Regions from separate parts of the Homo sapiens genome. Here region 1 is linked to region 2. Evidence: read pairs that join two places in POLR2A ChIA-PET (ENCODE). Cell type or tissue: A673. All regions are shown on one strand. Each heading gives the region's core, and the rest is flanking DNA. Links, peaks and the distances in the headings are about the cores only.

The links. Peaks named below come from ENCODE experiments on the same cell type or tissue, not always from the same donor. Only the 100,000 strongest peaks of a DNase experiment are listed, where the experiment ranks them.
Region 1: POLR2A ChIA-PET joins it to region 2 with 7 read pairs; 2 of 35 experiments call an interaction of 5 or more read pairs at or near these places.

What each region holds. Positions count from the first base shown.
Region 1 is chr20:19,802,944-19,812,535 of GRCh38, forward strand. The region is part of intron 2 of RIN2 (Ras and Rab interactor 2); the gene reads left to right. It also overlaps the pseudogene LOC100421663. Among named protein-coding and RNA genes, the nearest start is that of RIN2, 49 kb to the left of the region's middle. In A673, for the core only: no CTCF peak of the experiment used is centred there; a DNase peak (open chromatin) is centred at 4,378.
Region 2 is chr20:20,023,570-20,031,249 of GRCh38, forward strand. It overlaps NAA20 (N-alpha-acetyltransferase 20, NatB catalytic subunit), which reads left to right. Exons shown (of 6, transcript NM_016100.5): 3 at 2,108-2,198; 4 at 3,215-3,350. Among named protein-coding and RNA genes, the nearest start is that of NAA20, 10 kb to the left of the region's middle. In A673, for the core only: no CTCF peak of the experiment used is centred there; no DNase peak of the experiment used is centred there.

The DNA.
Region 1 (9,592 bases), core at 2,696-6,695, 220 kb before region 2:
CCACTAGACCCCTCTTTTATCTTCTCTTGTTCTCGGGCTTCTCCTGCCCTCAGTGCAATAGAACTTCATTAACTAAATACAATTAACCGAGAATGCTTTATTGTTCCTGTTGTTCTACCTGCTCACTGATTAGTGAAAAAGGCCAGCACTGCCATCTGTGGGCTGAGAATTGTAAAGTGACTTAATGAAGATGAAATGTATTCCTTTCTCTTCATTCTCTTTTACCTGTCTATTTTCCTCGATTCTACCCTGTTCTTTCAACCCTAGCAGATGCAGCTTAGAAGCCTGATAATAATAAGGATAAGCAAGTCTTGCTGGAAAATAACTAGCATTTATTGAAAGCTTGTTGTGTGCAAAAAGAACAAAGCTGGAGGCATCCACTACCTGAGTTAAAACTATACTACAAGGCTACAGTAACCAAAACAGCATGATACTGGTACAAAAACAGACACATAGACCAAAAGAACAGAATAGAGATCTCAGAAATAAGACCACACATCTACAAACATCTGATTTTTGACAAACCTGACAAAAACAAGCAATGGGGAAAGGATTCCTTATTTAATAAACGGTACTAGGAAAACTGGCTAGGCATATGCAGAAAATTGAAACTGGACCCCTTCCTTATACCTTACACAAAAATCAACTCAAGATGGATTAAAGACTTAAATGTAAAACTCAAAACTAAAAATCAGATCTTTGTTCTTTTTGCTCCAGATTGTCTTACCTGTACAGACTCTTTTTTGGTTCCATGTGAATTTTAAAGTAGTTATTTTTTAATTCTGTGAAGAATGTCAATGGTAGTTTAATGGGAATAGCATTGAATCTATAAATTGCTTTGGGCAGTATGGCCATTTTCACAATATTGATTCTTCCTATCCTTGAGCATGGGATGTTTTTCCATTTGTTTGAGTCATCTCTGATTTCCTTGAGCAGTGGTTTGTAGTTCTCCTTGAAGAGGCCCTTCACTTCTCTTGTTAGCTGTATTCCTAGGTATTTTATTCTCTTTATAGCAATTGTGAATGGGAGTTCATTCATGATTTGGCTCTCTGCTTGTCTATTGTTGGTGTATAGCAATGCTTGCGATTTTCCCACATTGATTTTGCATCCTGAGACTTTGCTGAAGTTGCTTATCAGCTTAAGAGGCTTTTGGGCTGAGACAATGTGGTTTTCTAGATATAGGATCATGTCATCTGCAAACAAAGGCAATTTGACTTCCTCTCTTCCTATTTGAATTCCCTTTTTATCTTTCTCTTGCCTGACTGCCCTGGCCAGAACTTCCAATACTATGTTGAATAGGAGTGGTGAAAGAGGGCATCCTTATCTTGTGCTAGTTTTCAAGGGGAATGCATCCAGCTTTTGTCCATTCAGTGTGATATTAACTGTAGGTTTGTCATAAATGGCTCTTATTATTTTGAAGTATGTTCCATCAATACCTAGTTTATTGAGAGTTTTTAACATAAAGGGATGTGGAGTTCTATTGGATGCCTTTTCTACATCTATTGAGATAATCATGTGGTTTTTATCTTTAGTTCTGTTTATATGATGAATTACCTTTATTGATTTGCATATATCAAACCAGCCTTGCATCCCAGGGTTGAAGCTGACTTGATCGTGGTGAATAAGCTTTTTGATGTGCTGCTGGATTTGGTTTGCCAGTATTTTATTGAGGATTTTTGTATCAATATTCATCAGGGATATTGGCCTGAAGTTTTATTTTTTTGTTGTATCTCTGCCAGGTTTTGGTATCAGGATTATGCTGGCCTCATAAAATGGGTTAGGGAGAAGTCCCTCCTTTTCAATTGTTTGGAATAGTTTCAGAAGAAATGGTACCAGCTCCACTTTGTACCTCTGGTAGAACTCAGCGGTAAATCCATGTGGGTTTTTTTTGTTTTGTTTTGCTGTTGTTGTTGTTGTTTGTTTTGTTTTGTTTTTGGTTGGTAGGCTATTTATGACTCCCTCAAAATTTCAGAACTTGTTATTGGTCTATTCAGGGATTCAACTTCTTCCTGGTTCAGTCTTGGGAGGGTCTTTGTGTCCAGTAATTTATCCATTTCTGCTAGATTTTCTAGTTTATTTAGGTAGGCACTATTCTTATCCTTATTTTACAGATGAGAAAACTGAAGCACTGAGAAGTCAAGTTACCTGTGTGTCATGGCGTCTGGCACATTCAAGTGTTCAGTGAGTGTTAGTTACTATTTATTACAATGAGACTTAGCTTTGGTCAAAAATTGGGATGCGGGTATTTATATGGGCAGGGATGCCCTGAAGCACAATGAGGGAGTAGGGAGTGGCATACGGAGGGCAAAGAGGCCATACAGTCTGTGACATGAGCAGGTTACCACTGTGGGCACCAGGGCTCAATCCCACCATCACTGCGACAGACTGTGTAGGATTCATCTTCGAATAGTCCAACTATGGGACTCAGAAGTTAGGATATTCCTGAAAGAAGTTATAGGGACCTTATTTTTTTTCTGAGATGAAGTCTCACTCTGTCACCCAGGCTGGAGTGCAGTGGTGCGATCTCGGCTCACTGCAACCTCCACCTCCTGGGTTCAAGCAGTTCTCCTACCTCAGCCTCCCAGGTAGCTGGGATTACAGGCACGCACCACCACACCCAGCTAATTTTTGTATTTTTAGTAGAGACAGGGTTTCGCCACGTTGGCCAGGCTGGTCTCAAACTCTTGATCTCAGATGATCTGCCCGCCTTAGCCTCCCAAAGTGCTGGGATTACAGGCATGAGCCACTGCGCCTGGCCCAAGTTACAAGGACTTTTTTTTTTTTAATTATTATACTTTAAGTTCTGGGGTACATGTGCAGAACATGAAGGTTTGTTACATAGGTATACATGTGCCATGGTGGTTTGCTGCACCCATCAACCCGTCATCTACATTAGGAATTTCTCCTAATGCTATCCCTCCCCCAGCCCCCAACCTCCAACAGGCCACAGTGTGTGATGCTCCCCTATCCTGTGTCTATGTGTTCTCATTGTTCAGCTCCCACTTATGAGTGAGAACATGCAGTGTTTGGTTTTCTGTCCTTGTGATAGTTTGCTGAGAATGATGGTTTCCATCTTCATCCATGTCCCTGCAAAGGACATGAACTCATCCTTCTTTATGGCTGCATAGTATTCTATGGTGTATATGTGCACCACATTTTCTTTATCCAGTCTATCATTGATAGGCATTTGGGTTGGTTCCAAGTCTTTGCTATTGTGAACAGTGCTGCAATAAATGTGAGTGTGCATGTGTCTTTATGGTAGAATGATTTCTAATCCTTTGGGTATATACCCAGTAATGGGATTGCTGGGTCAAATGGTATTTCTAGTTCTAGTTCCTTGAGGAATCGCCCCAGTGTTTTCCACAATGGTTGAACTAGTTTACACTCCCACCAACAGTGTAAAAGCGTTCCTATTTCTCCACATCCTCTCCAGCATCTGTTGTTTCCTGACTTTTTAATGATCGCCATTCTAACTGGCGTGAGATGGACTTTTTAAAAAGCAACGATGAACATCATGATTATATCCTGTACGTTGCCACCCATTTTTCCAGGGAAGGAAAGAGGAGAAACCTACTATAAACTATTCCCCCTGGCTTCCTGTACTTCCCCTTTGCTCTGGCATCAGCTTTTACGTGTGCAACAAAACATCTCCAAACTCAGTAGGAAAACTGAGCTGGGTGTGATGGCTCACACCTGTAAACCTAGCACTTTGGGAGGCTGAGGTGGGATGATTGCCTGAGCACAGAAGTTTGAGATCAGCCTGGGTAACATGGTGAAACCTCATTTCTACAAAAGATAACAAAAATTAGCCAGGCATGGTGGTGTGCATCTGTAGTCCTAGCTAATAGGCAAGCTAAGGTGGGAGGATTGCTTGAGTCCAGGAGCTCGAGGCTACAGTGAGCCAGCCTGGGCAACAGAGTAAGATCCTGTCTCAAAAAGAAAAAGACAAGAAATTGATAATAAATATCTGTTTAGCTCATGCAAACAGAGGTTAGCTGGGATCTGGCAGATCTAGGTTGGGCTCAGCTAGGTGACGCTGCTTCCTGCACAGGTTCAGCTAGGCTTGGCTTCCCACTGATGTCTGGGTTCAGGCCAGCAACACTTAGCACACGCTAAGTCCAGGTTGGTGGGCATGGCTACCTGAGGAAAGCTCTCCTGTGACAATGGCAAAAGTGCATGAGTATAAGTGGAAGCCCAAGAAACCTTGTAAAGCTTGTGCTTGGAATCGGCACACTGACATTTTTGTATTATTCTATTAGCCAAAGCAAGTCACATGGCCAAACCTAAGTCAAGAGGCAGAGAAATGTGTTCTGCCTTTGCTGGAGGAGTTTCCACTGTTGACCTTGGCTTAAGACCAATAAGGCAATCTACCATGCTTCCTCTATCTTATGCCAAATTGGGCAAACATGATGTGAAATTTAAGTCTTTGCCAGTGCTAGTTTTAGTTATCACTTTTGGCAAAATCCCAAAACCTTAATGATATTCTAAGTTGTTATTAATGGGAGATGAGATGATACTAAAAGCTGCACACCCTAAGGCTCCAGGAATCTCTTTATCTCAGACCTGAGCTGGGAATTGTTACTTTATCTTGTATGATGGCTTTGTTCACCTTAGAATTATGAAGTGTTTGGAGATGGTGAGCTTGTTCCTCCACAGTGACAACCTGTTAGCACTTCAGCAGCTGCCTCAAATGATCAGACTTGGATTCAGCACACACCAGTTGCCCAAACTTGTCAGAATGAAATAAAAGCAGCAAGTAGAATGAATAAATTGTCAGTCATATTGATGTGTGTGTTTTCCTAAATTTTAGGAGAAGGTTTTGGATTCTGCAAAAATGCCTTTTCTGTGCTTCTCTCAATACCTTGGCTCTCTCATCTGGCATGGATGCAGTTTAGCTGGAAGGAGAAGAGGCAAAGCTTTTATGTTGGTTGGAATTTGCAGCCTTAAATTTACAGGACTTTTTCCAACTTAGCATGGAAAAGACTTGCAGTTTTATGCTTTTTGTGAGTTATAAGTCATAAAGCATATGCTAGGGGTGGCATCACTGTTGTGTTCTTGGCCATCTAAAGAAGGTCTGCGGAAGAAACCTAAGCCTTAAATGATTAAATGTCTTTCCAAACACTCATAAGTTATTTATACTGTGTCCTTGCATTGGCTAAGCAAGCAAGCAAATGAACCCAGACGTTGATGCTAGTGTCTTACAGTGCATTCTAATTAAACTATGAATGAAATCATATGCCTTATGCGTGCCGTTAAGATGCCTGCATGCTTAGTGGCTTGCTTCTGTTTGTATAAATTCACAGGCCACACCTGGCAGTCACAGGCCGCCCCTCTCCTCCCTGAGCCTGGTCCCCAGCAGGGCCAGAGAGGCCGCCATGGCCCAGTAGGAGTCAGGGGAAGGGGAGTCGGGTGAAGGAAAGCTGAGAATAGGATCTTGTGTAGACACAGGCTGTGGCATGGCCCTGCTTTGACCATCTAGCTGGGCTGTAGGGCCTGTTGGGGCCTGGAGTGGCCTCAGCTCGGGTCTGCCATGAGCTCTTTCCACTCCCCGAAGGCCCTGTATAAGTAATGTCATTTTCTATTTGCACAGCAAAATCAGGGACACAGTTTTCTAAAGCACGAGGTGCCTCCCCTCCCCCAGTCCAATGGATGGTCTACCCTGGTTGGTGGGCCCCTGTTTGTGTCAGAGACAGAACACTCCGCAGGGTTCCGGTTAGCTGTCCACAGGTCACTGGCAAGTGGAAACAGAGCAGCAGAGCCCTCTGGAGCCACGGAAGGCCTGCTGCTCGCCACGCAATATCTACTCAGCTGCTGCTGGCCCCCTGGGGGTGGCATTGCTAGTGATGTATAGAATCCTGGGACTAGTGCCAGCGACCCTAGGGATACCCTGGGTGATCTGGACATGCACTGTTATGGTGGCCTTTATGGTCAGGAGACGACATGCAGTGAAAAGAAGGGCAGAGCCGGCCTAAAGGGATGCGGTCCAGGGCGTGGTCCAAGGAAAGGCCAGAGCCAGGATGCAGTCAGCACCCCAGGCTGGTGGGGGGCCTCATGTCACCCATGCCACAGGCCAGTCCTGGATTGCTCCAAACCCTCTGCCTAGGGTTCTGAATGAAATAAGCAGGTCTTTCCCATCAGGACCTAGGTGAGCTTCTGAAAAAAGCATCAAAAAGGAAGCCTCCTGAACTTCCCCAAGTGACTGATGCAAACCACGTCCATATACTTCACAGCTGGGGCAGAAGATCAGGGGAAAATTGCGGATGATCTGAATGATAGCAGTGACCACCAGCAACCTACAGAGCTGCCCAACCAGGAAATTGTCAGATGGAAGCAACGCTTGCAGGCAAAGAAGGCTGAAGCAGGCCAAGGCAGGAATGAAACAGTCATAAATGTTGGAGTGAAGCGACTGACCTCCCCGGTCCACACCCCGGCCCAGCGTCCTGCATCTGCTGGAGGATGGTGGAGACCATGTGGAGGATGGGGACTTGGCAGTGGAGGAGAACATGGAAGCAGGATATGGCAGTCCCCTAGCGTCCCAGCCACAAGTCCTCTGAAGAGTGTGGATGACGATGGTGACTTAGGTGCATCCTTCGAATGTCCTGAGGGGGAGACTGGAGAAGCAGACACGCAATTGTGGGAAGAAATCAAAGGCATAAAGAACTCACAGCACAAGTCCAAAGTCTGATCAGCGAGCAGGCCTCTCTGCAGGGTGCAAGGGCACAGCTGGAGAGGGAGCTCCCGAAGCTACAGCCGACGCTTCCTGTTCTGCCTGATCTCCACCGAGAACACATGATGGGGCCTCATGGGAGTCCACAGAGGAGGACGCCTACTGCCTGGACCTTGAGCAGAGACTTCACAAGGTGCACACATACATGAACCACATGTCACAACCCACAACCACTACAAGAAGATGGCCCAAGACCTGGCCCAGAAATTGAAGAAAGACACTTCCAGTTTTCAGAGGGAGATCCTCTGCCACAAGAGAACAGCCCAGGAAAGCTAGATGGCCGCTGCGACCACTGAGATAGAACTCCAGGTGCTGCAGAAAGAAAATGACTACAGCAGGCAGAAGCCGGCTGACTGCAAGGCCAAGTTGCAGCCTTTCCTGAGTGGCCCTTTGGCTCCTAGGGCTCCACCATCCACAGCCCACAGGAGCCCAGAAGTGCCAAGAGGGGCCAGGCGTGGTGGCTCACACCTGTAATGCCAGCACTTTGGGAGGCCAAGGCAGGTGGATTTCTTGAGGTCAGGAGTTCGAGACCAGCCTGGCCAACATGGCAAAACCCCGTCTCTATTAATAATACAAAAAAAAAAAAAAAAAGCCAGGTGTGGTGGTGCATGCCTGTAGTCCCAGCTACTTGGGAGGCTGAGGCATGAGAATCACTTGAACCTGGGAGGCAGAGGTTGCAGTGAGCTGAGATTGTGCCACTGCACTCCACCCTGGGTGACAGAGTGAGACTCTGTCTCAAAGAAATGAAAAAAGAAGTGCCAAGAGTACCATGGGCTGCCAGGGCCCCCAGGAGGGAGGTGGGTCACAATGTGAGCGCTTGGGTCCAGAGCACCTACCGATTTGATTCTGTTTTCCCTTTAGCCAAGTTCTGAATGCCCAGAGCCTCGGCAGAACATCAGCCGGTGCTGCTCCCTTTAAAGCACTTTTGATTGCTCTCTCGTTAGTTTAGCTACAGCTTATTGATGCTGAAATTGCTCTTATTGAAGTTTGATCATGTTAAGATTATAAGGTACTTTTTTTTTTTTTTTTTTTTTTTTTTGAGACGGAGTCTTGTTCTGTCTCGCCCAGGCTAGAGTGCAGTGGCGTGATCTCGGCTCACTGCAAGCTCTGCCTCCCGGGTTCACGCCATTCTCCCGCCTCAGCCTCCCAAGTAGCTGGGACTACAGGCACCCACCACCATGCCCGGCTAAATTTTGTGTGTGTGTGTGTTTTTTTTTTTTTTAGTAGAGACAGGGTTTCACCGTGTTAGCCAGGATTGTCTCGATCTCCTGACCTCGTGATCCGCCCGCCTCGGCCTCCCAAAGTGCTGGGATTACAGGCGTGAACCACCGTGCCCGGCCAAGGTACTGTTTTTCAAATAACGATTGTTTAATATAAAAAAAAAATGCACAAGGATAAAGCGGAAAGTACCAGATGTATAAACCAATTAGTAACTGTCGCTTCTTGGTGGTGGTTTATTTTGGTCCCCCTGAGACAAGGATTTAGATGCAGTAATTTATTTGGTGAGTGATTCCAGAAGGATGGAGGAGGGGTAGGGAAATGGGAGAGAGAAGGGAAAGAACGAGTGTTAAAGATCAGATGCCACCATTGGCAACGGGGGCTCAGTGGCGCTAGGAGCTCTGCGAGGTGCTGGAGACCTCACCTGCGAGTGGTTTTACCCACAGAGTAAGGGAGCTGGGGTGTTTATCCACAACTTCCTTCCATCATTGGTGAGGACTGCTCCAAAAGGCAGTAACTTCCTGGCACTTCTGGCCACCCATGCGTGATTCAAGTATGCTCCTGTCACCAGAGAGACTTCAGGAAGAGACTCACGGGTACCTGCAGTGGGAAACCCTTGGCATGGATGGGAACAGTGGGTGTGGAGGGGACAAGGGAGGCACCATGAGCATCCATCACAGGGTGCTTAAGAGATTTTGAGGCAAGGAACTAATTTGTAGCTTTTAAAACTGAACGCAGAAACTGTATGCCTACAAGGTCTTTGGTCTGAATGGAGAAATGAGATCTTTTCGTTCATGGCTATTTGAGTTACTTAAATTTGGACACAATCATACAGCGAACCATTATAACCACTAAAAAATGAGGGCCATCTCCTGTGCTAATATGAAACTCTCTTTGAGTTATAGTTTTGAGTAGAAAAAAGCACAGTACAAACAATATTTAGAATATGCTCCCATTTTAAAAAAAAAAAGCTTTGTTTGGGTATAATTTAAATACCACAAAATTTACCTATTTTAAGTGTACCAGTGTAGTGTTTTAGTAAATTTATACAGCTTTCCAGAAACTTTACATAAGTGGAACTATACCATATATGGTCTTTTGTGCCTGACTACTCCCACTCAACATAGTGTTATTAAAGTCATCCACGTTGTAGCAGGTATCAATAGCTTGTTCTTTTTTTTTACCACTGAATAGTATTTCATTGCATGGATTTATCACACTTTGTTTATCCATTCTACATTTGGACTGTTTTTAATTTTATTGTTATAAATCATGCTATTGTGAACACCCACATACAAGTCTTTATGTAGACACATATTTTCACTTCTCTTGAGTAAATACCTATGAGTGGAATTTCTGGGTGATGTGTTAAGTTTATGTTTATTTCTTTAAGAAACTACCCAACTGTTTTCCGAAGAGACTGTACCATTTTATGTTCCCATCAACTATGTATGGTGCTTCCAGTTCTCTGAGTCCTCATTGACAGTTGGTAATATCACTCTTTTCTATTTCAGCCATTCTGATAGATGTGTTGTGGCATCTTATTGTGGTTTTAGCCTTTCCCTACAGACTAATGATGTTAAGCATCTTTTCATGTGCTCATTTGCCATTTGCATAGCTTCTTTGATAAAATGTCTGTTCAAATCT
Region 2 (7,680 bases), core at 3,588-7,587:
GATAACCCCACATCTCTAGTGGCTTACAACACAAAGTTCGGATTCTGTGTTATGCTCTGTATCTACTGTAGGTGGGTAGGAGGGTTCTGCTAACCGGTAATTTATCAAAAGAGGGCATATAGGAGCTTAATGAACGTGTTAAGAGTTCAGTCTCATCAGTCAAAAGACATGTAAACTAAAACCAAAATGAGATGCCATATTTTATGTATCAGCCAAGATTTTAAAAAATGATAAACCTCAGTGCTGATGATGGTGAGGTGAGAGGAACATTCTCATAAATTGCTAGTGACAATATAAATTGCTATTATCTTTCCAGAAGGCACTTTGGAAATAGTAATTCCATTTCCTGAAAGCTGAAAATAAGAAGAAATAGAGGCAGTTTGTCAGTGGTTGACAAAATAAGGCCCATAGGCCAAATCTGGCCCACTGCCTGTTTTTGTAAATAAAATGTTATTGGGACACCACGCTGATTAATTTATATTTTTTTCTGTGGCTTTTGCAGTTTGAGTAGTTCAGCAGGGACTGTATGGCCCACAAAGCCTAGGATGTTAACTATTTGGCCTTTTACAGAAAAAGTTTGCTAACCCCTGAGTTATACCATTACAAACATTATTTATTGCAGGAGAGTTACTAAGCATTTGGAATAAGATTCACACACAACAATCAGGAGATGGTTAAGTAAATTAAGCTGTACTGAAGAAGGATTTCAAACATTTTTTTGAGAAACAGGAAATGACCCAGGTGTCCATTGTCAGGATACAGGCTATTTAAGGTGTCTCTTCACATAAAGAAATACTATACAGCAGTAAAAATTAACTTACAGGTGCAGGCAGCAACAGGACTACATATCAGAAACAAAACTGAATGGGAAAAGCAAAAAATCTCTGCAGGTTCATCTGGATTTTTTAAATTACGACTAATGATATCACCACTTTTAAGATTTTTGAAGAATTTTGAATGACAAAAGTTTCACTATATAGGAAGGAAGGATTTTAGGATGCAAATCCGTTTATATGGTGTGCTTCCAGTGACATTTAAAATTTGCAGTGAAAGTCCCATAATCCAGGTGAGCCTATATTTGAAAGTAACCTGTTAGGTCCTAGAGGTCGATGGGAGGGAGGGGTGTCTGGGACTCCTCTGTTAGCCACAGAAGAGATGGTTGTGGTATATGTCAGTGGCTGGCTGGCAGGAAGACTGGCTGTCCTGCCATGTTAAGGGTTGTATTTGAGGGGTATTCAAAATAATGATGGTCCTTCAGAGGAGATTTTGAAGAATTTCGCACGGAACAGGTTTTCCAGGAACTTAAAAAATATATTTATGTGTGATTGATGGTGTCCTCTGATAAATTGCATCAGAAAGTTTATACTAACAAGAAATATATTTTCATCCATTAAAGTACAGAGTAAAAAGAAGAAGAGAAATGTAGGAATGATTACATGTCAGTAAGGATATCCCAAGGTTGAAGAGTGAAGTCATGAGCAAATTATTCAGGCATTTACTGTTAACATAGTTGATTCCTTAAGTCAGCTTTTATCTGCATTACTAGAAATGCAGGATTTGAATCAGTGGAGAGGAAAAACTGGGTAATTAAGTTGGCTCTGGAAGGACTTAGGTTGTAAAGTTATTTTCACAGTCTCATAGCTGAAGTCAAAGTAGGAACTACCCATTAATTTTTCAGTGCAATTATGTAAGCATCAGTGTATTAAGCATCTACTGTGTACCAGGCACCAGGGACAGAGGGAACATGATATTCATAGACTAAGAGGAGGCAGACCGCAAACAAACAATATCAGGTGATAAATGGAGAGACTTAGATATGGTATGGTCAGTAGGGAAGTAGACTGTAGAACTTTGGGGTCCTGATTCTCTGCTTTCTATTAGACAGTGCTATCACCATTCCACACTTGAGGCTATATGTCCAGGCAATTTTGTTAAAAATCAGTGATAACCTAAATATTTCATGTAATGGTATGTATGATTATAGGACTCATACAGAGCTGGGGATAAAGTAACAGTATACTTTTTAAAGGAAACTTTTTTTACAATATCCCTTAATGAAGAACTTTTTACTGTCCATTACTTTTCACACTCCTTAACAGGACTCTAGTATGGGATTCCTTTCTACCTACAATACCTCGCCCACTGGCCAGAGTATTTCATTGTTGCAGAGGCACCTGGTGGAGAATTAATGGGTTATAGTAAGTATAATACCACTAGTATTTTGTGGAGTAGGTAAAGATTTTAATATAGATTTCAACTGATTGCTTTAGACTGCAGAATTGGAATATAATGATGCTTGTAATTTTATTTCCTCTTCAACAATTCAAGAACTTACTGATCTCTGTTTTGGGCACTGTGCTAGGCCCAGGCGATAACGGCAGTGAACCAGACAGACATGGTCTTAGTCTTCTTAAATCTTTCATTCTAAAAAAAAAAAAAATCTTTCATTCTAAGGCCAGGTACAGTGGCTCACGCCTGTAATCCCAACACTTTGGAAGGCCAAGGCAGGCAGATCCTTTGAGGTCAGGAGTTCAAGATCGGCCTGGCCAAATGGTGAAAGCCTGCCTCTACTAAAAATACAAAAAATTAGCTGGGCGTGGTATCGCGTGCCTATAATCCCAGCTACTCAGGAAGCTGAGGCGGGAGAATCACTTGAACCCCGGAGGCAGAACTTGCAGTGGGCTGAGATCATGCCACTGCACTCCAGCCTGGGTGACACAGTGAGACTCTGTCTCAAAAAAAAAAAAAAAATCTTTCATTCTATACTTTTGTTAAATTTCTACATGGTTTATTTAGTACATAATGCAGGCATCATAGCATCCTCATTGAATTAGCATTACTAACAGAACCTTTAGCTCTGAACTATATGTGTACATCCACATGTACCCACATATACCCACACCCATATGAAATGCAGATATTTGAAAAAATACATACTCTGGTTTTTTTTTTTTCAAAATTAGTTGTGTTTTAAGTATATCGTTCTTTTTTGTTCTAATTCTGATTTTAGAACTATTCTAAATGTAACAGATAGTGTTACATTTACAAGTGAATTTCAAATAAAAGCACTAACTGTTAGCTGGATGACCTCAGGTGGTACTTAAAAACTTCTTTATTAGTTTCCTTTGTAATAAAAACATACTGAACAGTAATTCTATATTTATGTGTAAATCAATGTCTAGTTACTGAATGTGATTTTTGTTGTTGTTGGCAGTTATGGGTAAAGCAGAAGGCTCAGTAGCTAGGGAAGAATGGCACGGGCACGTCACAGCTCTGTCTGTTGCCCCAGAATTTCGACGCCTTGGTTTGGCTGCTAAACTTATGGAGTTACTAGAGGAGATTTCAGAAAGGTGAGATTCAGTTTTTCAAATACACTTAGTGATTTGTGGACCCCTAACCATTTTCTTCCCCTTCAGGCTGAATAACTGTCATGCTTTACAGTTCACAGGAATTTCATCTTCCATCTCCAGTAGTCCTTAGAACAATTCTATCACATAGTCAAAGTGATATTGTTTCTATTTTGCCATTGAGGAAATTAAGGCAAAGTGTTGTAGTGACCCGCTATAGGCCTATAAGCTGAGGAATTGGTGCAATTCAGTTCCAAAGGCTAGCTCTCGAGGTTTCTCTTAGTGTTCCTGCCACAGTGGCACACATTCCTAAAATCTGTTACCATTGCTTTGGCATCTGAATAAATTTTTAGCAGTGCTCCTCGGCCAAAAGAAAATAGTTCAGTCTTAAGCAGTTATATTCTAACTGTTTAATAAGTATTTATAGCCTAACAGCTAATAGCCATTTAGAAAAAAAATAAATTGAAAGAAGAAATATTTTCATTTCATTCTTAAATAACTGTGGCTAGCTACCAATGAGAGGTGTGCACCTGTTGGACATTAAATGACTTGGCAGAACCACTTGCATTCCTGTTTCATATTGATTTTCATCTAGTATTTTTTTTTAATCACAGCAACTGCCAGAAACTCAGCTTCATAGAAATATTATGTCATTAAGAGGAATGTAGCATGATCTTACGTTGAATTTGTGAACTACTTCAAACTAGTTTGCCAATATCTGACATGTAAGGTTTTGCTGTTTTCCCTGAACATTCGAAATATCCTTTGGTGGCTGTATGAGTTTGGGACACCTTAGGGCACCTGAGTGCACAGTTTGCGAACTGCCAGCATGGCATTTTTTTTTTTTTTTTTAAGGGACGTGTTGTATATATCAAACCTCTTCATTACTGGAGATAAAAGAAATACAATAAATAGAAGAGAAGGCCCCTCCTCGTATCTTCATTCTAGAAGAGAGATGTTTGTAGTAGCTTCACCTGTTGTCAAGCTGCCATTTCTTTCTCCACTGTAATTTCCTAAAAGTGTGGTAGGAAAGAGAATAGTTGCTGAGAAGGGTTCTTGAGCTTAATTTCTACTTAATTATTAGATTTAATAAAGGCAAGTTTTAAAGAAGTATCTGTGGCCTGACAAAGACTTCAAGCCAAATTAGAGGCAAAGGAGCTCAAACTCATTCAGAGAAGAAATTGTGTTAGCTGAAAAAGAAGTCGGTGCTAATCTTTAAGATTTTTTAAAGTTCTCTCTAGACCAAACAAAGAAGGGAAGAAAATTTTAGCATGATTATAGTTTACACACATTTATTAATGGCATTATGTTGAAAAAAAGTATTTGGCATTATTGTATAGTGAACAGGGAGTTAGAAAGTGGGTTGTTCAATGAGAACACATGGACACAGGGAGGGGAACATCACACACCAGGGCCTGTCGGGGGTGGGGGTCTAAGGGAGGGATAGAATTAGGATAAATACCTAATGTAGATGACGAGTTGATGGGTGCAGCAAACCACCATGGCACGCGTATACCTATGTAACAAACCTGCACGTTCTGCACATGTATCCCAGAACTTAAAGTATAATAATAATAAAAAAAAGCAGGTCGTAACTAGCTATGACCTTGCACATATAATTTAGGGTATTTGTATGATAGATTCTCCCTCTGAGTAGAAGACCACTAAGCTCTCTTCCCTTCCAGTTTCTAAGCCTTCATTATTTTAGACTAGTTGCTAAGATTTAAGTAATCTTCATTTGTAGGCATATATATACATATACACATACATGATACATATACATATGCTTATATACACTATATACATGTATACATAGTGCATACAATGTATACATTAAAAATAGAAACCAAACAAGTAGAGGAGAAGAAAAATTGAATGATAGAAGTCAACTCCAAAGAAGAGAAAAAGGAAATTAAACCAGCAAAACAAAATGCATGAAATAAAATGGTAGCCCAGAATCCAAATATTGTCAGTAATTACAACAGTAAACGTTAATGGACTTAGGACTTTATTTATTTATTATTAGTTTTGGAGATGGGGTCTTGCTCTGTTGCTCAGGCTGGAGTGCAGTGGCGTGATCTCAGCTCACTGCAACGTCTGCCTCCCAGGCTCAAATGATTTTCCTCTCTCACCCTCTGAGTAGCTGGGATTACAGGCGCCCACCACCATGCACGGCCAGCTATGATGACTCTATTTAAAAGACAAAGGCTGTCTGTATTGTTTACAGGAAATATGTGTAAAATATATTAAAATATTTTTAATACAGAAAGATTGAAAGTAAATTTTTAAATTACCTTGCAAATTCTAACCAAAAGAAAGTTAGAATACTTATTAATAATAGTTATAGTTGAATAATTATTACCAGCATAAAAAAGGGTCACTGCATATTGATAAAATATTTAATCAAGGAAGTAACAAGTCTGGGAGTGGTGGCTCATGACTGTAATCCCAGCACCTTGGGAGGCCGAGACAGGTGGATCACTTGAGGTCAGGAGTTCCAGACCAGTCTGGCCAACATGGTGAAATCCCGTCTCGACTAAAAATACAAAAATTAGCCGGGTGTGGTAGCACGTGACTGTAATCCCAGCTACTCGGGAGGCTGAGGCAGGAGAATTGCTTGAACCTGGGAGGCGAAGATTACAGTGAGCCAAGATCACGCCATTGCACTCCAGCCTGTGCAACAGAGCGAGACTCCATCTCAAAAAAAAAAAAAAAAATAGCGATTTAAAATGGTATATACCAAGTGACATCATTTCAAAGTAAAAATGCACAAATTGACAAAACTACAAGGAGAAATAGACAAATTATTATTATAATGGGAGATTTAGACATGCTTTTTTCTAATTGATAGAACAATGAGATAGAAATTTGTCAAGCCTATAGAACAAGAATCAGCAATTTTCTTCTGGGTCAGATAGTAAATATTCAGGCATTACAGGCCACCTAAAGTCTTGGTTACATAGTTTTTTGTTTTGTTTTGTTTTGTTTTGTTTTTAACAACCATTGCAAAAACCATTCTTAGCTTGAAGGCAGTAGCAAAATAGGTTATAAGCCAACCCCTGCCCTAAAGAATTTCAATCAGTAGCCCAAAATCTTTTCACGAAGAAAGCTGTGGCTTCTCTGGCCAATTTTACTAAACATTTAAGAAATAATGACTGAAAGGTCACTTTTACACAAACTATTTTGCACAAGCCAAAAAAGGGAACATTCCTCAACTTATTTTTTAAGGCCAGGATAACCTTGATAACAATACTTGGCAAAATATGGGAAAGGAAAATTCGAGGAACATCTCACTCAGATGCAAAATCTCGGAAAAATAATTAGCAAAGTGGATTTGGCACTACATAAATAGGATGACACATCAGGAACAAGGTGGTTTCAACTTTACACTAAAGGAGAACACTGGTTATTTTAGAAAGTGCAGCAAACTTGATAAAATCCAATATTCCTTCCTGATAAAAACTGTTAGCAAACTGGGAAATAGAAAGGGGGAACTTCCTTAACCTGAAAAATATCTACAAGAAATTTGTAGTAAATATATTTAGTAGTGATACACTGAATGCTTTCCTTTTGAAATTAGGGACAAGTTAGTCCCGCTTCAGTAATTTACTAGAAATTATAGCACAGGAAAGCAGGAAAAAATAAACGATAGGAGGATTGAGAGGAAACAAAACTTATTTTGCACAGATATGATTATATAAATATAAAATCCATAAGAATATAAATATTTAGAATTAATAAAAGGCAAAGTTGTTGGATATAAAGTCAGTATAAAAATCAATTGTATTTACATATGAGAGGAAACAAAACTTACTTATTTTGCACAGATATGATTATACAAATATAAAATCCACAAGAATCTAGAAATAAATGTTTAGAATTAATAAAAGGTAGGCAAGGTTGTTGGATAGAAAGTCAGTATAAAAATCAATTGTATTTATATATATATAAACAGTAAAATTTAGAAAAAGATGCCATAGCATGAAAAAACATTAAGTACTTAAGAATCTAGCAAGTGCTATGCAAGACCTCTCTGACATTTAAAAAACTTTTTTGAGAGATATTAAAGTAGCCCTGATAAGTGGAGCGATAAACTATCACTGGATTAGAGGATACAGTAAACAGGTAATCGACCGCAGTTCCAATGTAATTGCAGTCAAAATCCCAAGCATTTTTTATAGTACTTGTTAAGCTGACTCTGAAACATACAGAGGAACAGAAAGAGCAAAAAAGAGACAAGATATTCTTGAACAACAACAAAAATGGGTGATGTGCCCCTCCAGGTATCAGACTGTAAAGAGTGAGACTATATCTTAGTGCTGTAGTTATCTAG